2 separate regions of the Homo sapiens genome follow, and region 2 is linked to region 1. Evidence: chromatin contacts called from ENCODE Hi-C or POLR2A ChIA-PET data. All regions are on one chromosome and are shown on one strand. The core of a region is the stretch at or near the end of the contact, and the rest is flanking DNA. Distances in the headings are between cores, read along the strand shown. Region 1 overlaps PRDM2 (PR/SET domain 2). Region 2 overlaps PLEKHM2 (pleckstrin homology and RUN domain containing M2).

Region 1 (2,877 bases), core at 322-2,821:
CTCCTCTAAACTATTTCAACCAAATTAGGAATATTAATAAAACACTCTGAGCCAGATGGATGGTCAAAATAAAACTTCAGGCCTGTACTTGGCAGCATGTGAAATATAAACAAGCCATCTGAATGCCAACAAAGTACCATGCCAGTCTACCTGAAACTTCAGCTTCAGTTCACCATACAACATTTAACTAAAAGAAAAGTCTATTTTTAACCTCCACAATGGTGTTCTTGGGATATTTATCCAAGCCCTCAATTCTTTTTTTTTTTTTTTTTGAGAAGGAGTCTCGCTCTGTTGCCCAGGCTGGAGTGCTGTGGCGCAATCTCGGCTCACTACAAGCTCTGCCTCCCGGGTTCACGCCATTCTCCTGCCTCAGCCTCCGGAGTAGCTGGGACTACAGGCGCCCGCCACCACGCCCAGCTAATTTTTTTGTATTTTTTTTTTTTTTTTAGAAGAGACAGGGTTTCACCATGTTAGCCAGGATGGTCTCGATCTCCTGACCTTGTGATCCACCCGCCTCAGCCTCCCAAAGCGCTGGGATTACAGGTGTGAGCCATTGCGCCCAGCCTCCAATTCCTCAATTCTTTAGAGGCAACTTTAAATACAAAGCTACACCCTGTACAAGCCTGTAATACCAGCTATTAGGGAGGCTAAGGCAGGGAGACAGCTTGAGCTCAGGAGTTCGAGTCCAACCTGGGCAACACAGAAAGACCCTGTCTCTACAAAATAAATAAACTTTAAAAGTTATTTTATTGAAAAATAAAATAACTACACCCTCCTCTCTATAATGCTCCCACGAACATTAGGTTTGAATGTCGTAACAGCTATCTGTAAACTGGAACATGAAATTGTCTAGGGAAAAAAAAACACTGAACGAGTTTAAAAAAAAACAATAAAAATTCATCATTTAGAAAAATAACCTAGTGTTCATATTTAAGGAAAACACAGGAAATTAGGTTTTTTACTTTCAAATTATAAGTGGATTTGTAAAAATCAACTAAAGTATTTTGAACTAACTATAAGGATCTTGTTACCTCTTTTATATAGTTTAGAAAATTTAATCATAATCGAACTTTATTTCTGTATTAGGCAAGTCTTACCTTCCAATTTACATATGGACAAGAGAACCAAAATAACCACCTAAAAATAGGGCACAGCATGGTTCCCAATACACTCAATTATGATATTTAAAACTTTTTAATCATGGCATATGTTAGGATTTTTGCAAATCCACCCACTAAAATACAGCTAAAAAATTTGCAAAATGCTTTGAAAAATTTACGTTAATCCACATAATTTCCCTGTAAACAAGGATAGACATAAGAATCAAAGGCACAAAACGAAAATACTGACCAACATTTTCATCTAAATTTGGAGCAATTCAGTAGCAGCAGCAGAACTGCAAATTTTTTATAATTCCCGAACTCCTACTGTTGAAAAACTACTAATTAAAACCGTACTGAGCTTTTAAAAACAGACCGCCACCATAACAGCAGCAGAGTTCATCCTGGCAGGCAACCACCAGAGACGGGACATTCAATGCTCAGCAAAGGCACCCTCAGCTAGGAGGCAGCCAGAAAGCTACAGCAGAGACAGGCCCCTCCAAGACTGACCAACCCAGAAACAGCTCATTTGTGTCTCATGCCACAAGCTTGCCAGCAAAAAGCCAGACACAGGAATACTGCCATGTCCAAGCACTCCACATCCTGCTCCAGCACCTGCAAACAGGAACCACAGGCCAGTGCCCTATAAGTCAGTGGGCACAGGACCTGCCCACCAGGCACCCAGTAGGCATAGGGCCCATCTACCATCATCCTCAGACACCACAGCCAGGCCTCTGTCATTCAGCTTAGAGCCTGAAACAGAGCTGCTGGCTGCTACGAAAGGTTAGGAGATCAAACTCCACGGAAGCCCGTCCACTCTCTGCTTTTATTAAATGTATTCTCTAAGTTCAACTTTAAATGGAACCAATGCTGTCACTTCTGTTGTTGTCAACTGCATGTAGGAGTGGACAAAAAGCTCCACATTATGTAGAAGAAAAGGCATGGGAAAACTGGTTCAAATTCTGACTGTGACACTCATTGGTAGGGTGATCTTGGACAAGTTATCCAATTTTGGAAAGTGTCCTTTTCCTTCTCTCCCACATCAACCAGAACACCCACTAAGTCTGACCTGTGCGTGGCTGTCATGAAACGGACTGGAGACTCCGCACTGGAGGAGGATGCTGCCTGCTGTAGTCATCTCTCTCATCTCCCCCACCAACCAACCCAGCCACTTGGTGCAGCGCCTGGCAGAAAAAGGGCCAATATATGTCCATTTGCAGAACTGAGTTTCATAATCCAAAAATACTCATGTAGGTTTCTACATGAGTAGAACTGCTAATAGAACTAGGTCCCTCTTCCTGGAGACCTCAGCCCCTAGAACTTCCTGTGTCACTTATGTCACAACCTCAGAATGGTCACCCCTGATCTCCCACCTACAGTCAGGCCATACCTCCTCCACCCACCCTGCAAAACACTACTGACATGACAAGGTTTACCTACTTCATCTGTTGGCCTGTACTCCCCACTCTCCAGAATGTGATTCCATGTGAACAGGGACCCTTGTCATTTTAGTTCTTTGCTGAAACTCCAGCACCCAGAATAGTGCCTGACACAGATGCAAGGAATACTTGTTAAGTAACAGAAGGGAAGACCATCCACACAGTCACAACTTCTCAGTCCCCAAGGTTCCTCTTGATGTCCTCCTCCTTCCTCTCTCTCTTCTGAAACATCCCCATCCTGCCACTCTTTCTACATAAAGGCTCCCTAGCCAGCCCAGCCCAGCTCAGCATCCCTTTTTCCTTCTCTTAGGGAGGGTCAATAGTCCTTACTGCCTATA
Region 2 (2,700 bases), core at 4-2,503, 1.9 Mb before region 1:
GGGATGATGAGGCGGGAGGATTGCTTTAGCCCAGGAGCTTGAGGTTGCAGGGAGTTATGGTTGTGTACTGCAGCCTGGGTGACAGAGCAAGACCCTGTCTCTAAAAATAAAAAATAAAAAATAAAAATAATATTAAAAAGAAAAATGCTGTCCTTCAGCGATGTCTTAGAAGGGCAGTCAATGCCCCTAGCCAGGAAGGGCGTGTGCCCAGACTGGGTGGCAACCTGGGTCTGGTAAAGTCCCCCAACGTGTAGAGCTGTCATAAAGGGTTTATCCACCATGGGACTGCATCGATCTTTAAGCAAGTTTGGTGAAATCAATGCTTCTTAACCATTCATTTGCCACTAAATACAGCAGCTAATTGCACAGGTTTCTTTGCCCACCTCCGAAATTACTGCTCATTAGTCCTTCTGCTGGAGAGTTGGTAGACTCTCTGCTTTACTGGCAGCTCTATTGAAAGATATGCAGGGGGTGACCAGCCTGGGCAACATGGCGAGACCCTGTCTCTACTAAATGTACAAAAAAAAAAAATTAGCTGGGCATGGTGGCATACACCTGTAGTCCCAGCTACTTGGTAGGCAGAGGCTGCAGTAGCTGTGATTGCACCACTGCATCCCAGTCTGGGTGACAGAGTGAGACCCTGTCTCAAGAAAAAGAAAGACATGCAGGGGGAAAGCTGGAAAAAAGCAGGTACTTGAATTATCTGTGCATTTCATTTTTCTGTGGATTTCATTTTTCTGTGCTTTCTTTGTGGTGTAGGAAAAATGACAGCTGAAAGTGACTAGCCTACTTGGGCACAGATCTCTAGCATAATTGACAGAACATGGTTTCCAAAAGCAGCTAAATGCTTCCTCTTCCCGGAAGGGGAGTGTGCAAGCCTCAAGGTACTATGATTACTCTGGCTGAGAACTCAGCACAGGGATTGACTTCTTACGGAGGGACCGAGGACTCCTCTTAAGGTGGGGAGAAAACTGCTAAGAGGTTCTGCCAAGGGGCCCCTCAGCGAACACCAGAGACCTAGAAGCCAGCCAATGGCCTGAAAAACAGAGTGCACACGATTCTACTCCATTCTTCTACTGCTGGGACGGAAGCAGGAGCTGGCAGAGACCCTGAGCTCGGTTTTCTGAGCTCTGCACGCTCAGTGTTGTGTGTGGCACTGGCGGAGGAGAAGGGAGTTTTTCAAAGCCTCATTTTAACCAGGCTTTCAAAGCACAGAAGCTTCAGCTGGCGTGTTCATCTTTCACTTCCCTTTTCCTCTCCTGTGCCTACACCACCACCTCATGAGTGCCTCCCCCACCCAGACAACCCAAGTATGGCCAAGGGAAATGCTCACTCTGTCACTGTCTAAATCACAATGTTAGGCTGGGGGATCCTGGGGGGACCCTTGCTGCCATTCCAAGGCCCGTGCAATACAGTCAGATATTCTACAGGCTGAAAACGTAAATACAAGGCTAGAAAGCATGATGGACCTTCCTGGATTACAAATCCATAATGGATAGTAAAGGACATTAGGGAGGACTTGGGGTGTACACCTATCCCACTGCAATTTGTTTGATGTCTGTCTCCTCTTCCAGAATGTCTGCCCCACGGGGGAAGGAGCTTGGTAGGATTTGCTCACTGTTGATTCCTATGACGAGAAGAGTGCTCAGCACATAATACTCACTCAACAAATATTTGTGCCCAGGCGCGGTGGCTCATGCCTGTAATCCCAACACTTTGGGAGGCCGAGGCGGGCGGATCACCTGAGGTCAGGAGTTCGAGACCAGCCTGACCAATATGATGAAACCCCGTCTCTACTAAAAATACAAAAATTAGCCGGGCGTGGTGGCGGGCGCCTATAATCCCAGCTACTCGGGAGGCTGAGACAGGAGAATTGCTTGAACCCAGGAGACGGAGGTTGCAGTGAGCCAAGATTGTGCCACTGTATTCCAAGCCTGGGCAAGAAGAGCAAAACTCCGTCTCAAAACAAAACAAAACAATAAAAACAAATATTTGTTAGGTGGTTTTATGGAGGACTGGCCCCCAGACTTGACCCATGGGGACGTGTTATCTGTTACTTCAAGACCAACACCATGGAGAAGGAAAAGGGTCAGAGAAATGGGAAAGAGCAAGAGCCAGAAAATGGTTTGAATCCCAGCCCTGCTCCTTGTGAGCTTAATAACCTCTGGCAGTTTACTTCTCTAAACTCCATTCCCTCATGTGTTAAACAGGCATCGGGTGGGTGTGGTGGCTCATGCCTGTAATCCCAGCACTTTGGGAAGCCAAGGTGGAGAATGGCTTGAGCCCAGAAGTTTCAGAGCAGCCTAGGCGACATGGCAAAACTCCATCTCTACAAAAAAAAAAAAAAATATAGAAAAAATTAGTTGGACGTGGTGGTGCACACCTGTAGTACCAGCTATTCAGGAGGGCTGAGGTAGGAGGATTACTTGATCCTGGGAGGTCGAGGCTGCAGTGAGCTGAGATCACACCACTGCACTCCACCCTGGGTGACAGAGCAAGACCCTGTCTCAAAAAACAAACCCCAAGGCCAGGTGCGGTGACTCACACCTGTAATCCCAGCACTTTGGGAGGCTGAGGCGGGCAGATCACCTGAGTTGGAGACCAGCCTGGCCAACATGGTGAAACCCCATCACTACTAAAAATACAAAAATTAGCCAGGCGTGGTGATGGGCATCTGTAATCCCAGCTACTTGGGAGGCT

Evidence for each region. A loop is a pair of places that touch in the nucleus more often than their neighbours do. ChIA-PET counts read pairs that join two places held with the same protein, here RNA polymerase II (POLR2A). Pooled maps may share reads with other maps.
Region 2: a pooled map shows a loop between it and region 1 (2.2-fold over the local background). The contact joins two enhancer-like sites. A Hi-C loop is called at or near these places in 1 of 50 pooled maps. POLR2A ChIA-PET finds 5 or more read pairs at or near these places in 2 of 52 experiments (GM12878 and naive thymus-derived CD4-positive, alpha-beta T cell).

Annotation. Positions count from the first base shown.
Region 1 is chr1:13,753,658-13,756,534 of GRCh38, reverse strand. The region is part of intron 6 of PRDM2 (PR/SET domain 2); the gene reads right to left. Among named protein-coding and RNA genes, the nearest start is that of PRDM2, 55 kb to the right of the region's middle. Within about 2 kb of position 1,571, at least 5 of the 41 ENCODE cell types and tissues checked have a DNase peak (open chromatin) inside an H3K27ac peak, as active enhancers do; they include GM12878, where a contact is called at or near this core.
Region 2 is chr1:15,695,629-15,698,328 of GRCh38, reverse strand. The region is part of intron 1 of PLEKHM2 (pleckstrin homology and RUN domain containing M2); the gene reads right to left. Among named protein-coding and RNA genes, the nearest start is that of PLEKHM2, 13 kb to the right of the region's middle. RefSeq lists enhancers at 1,014-1,083, 1,154-1,213, 1,224-1,273, 1,284-1,333. Within about 2 kb of position 1,253, at least 10 of the 41 ENCODE cell types and tissues checked have a DNase peak (open chromatin) inside an H3K27ac peak, as active enhancers do; they include GM12878, where a contact is called at or near this core.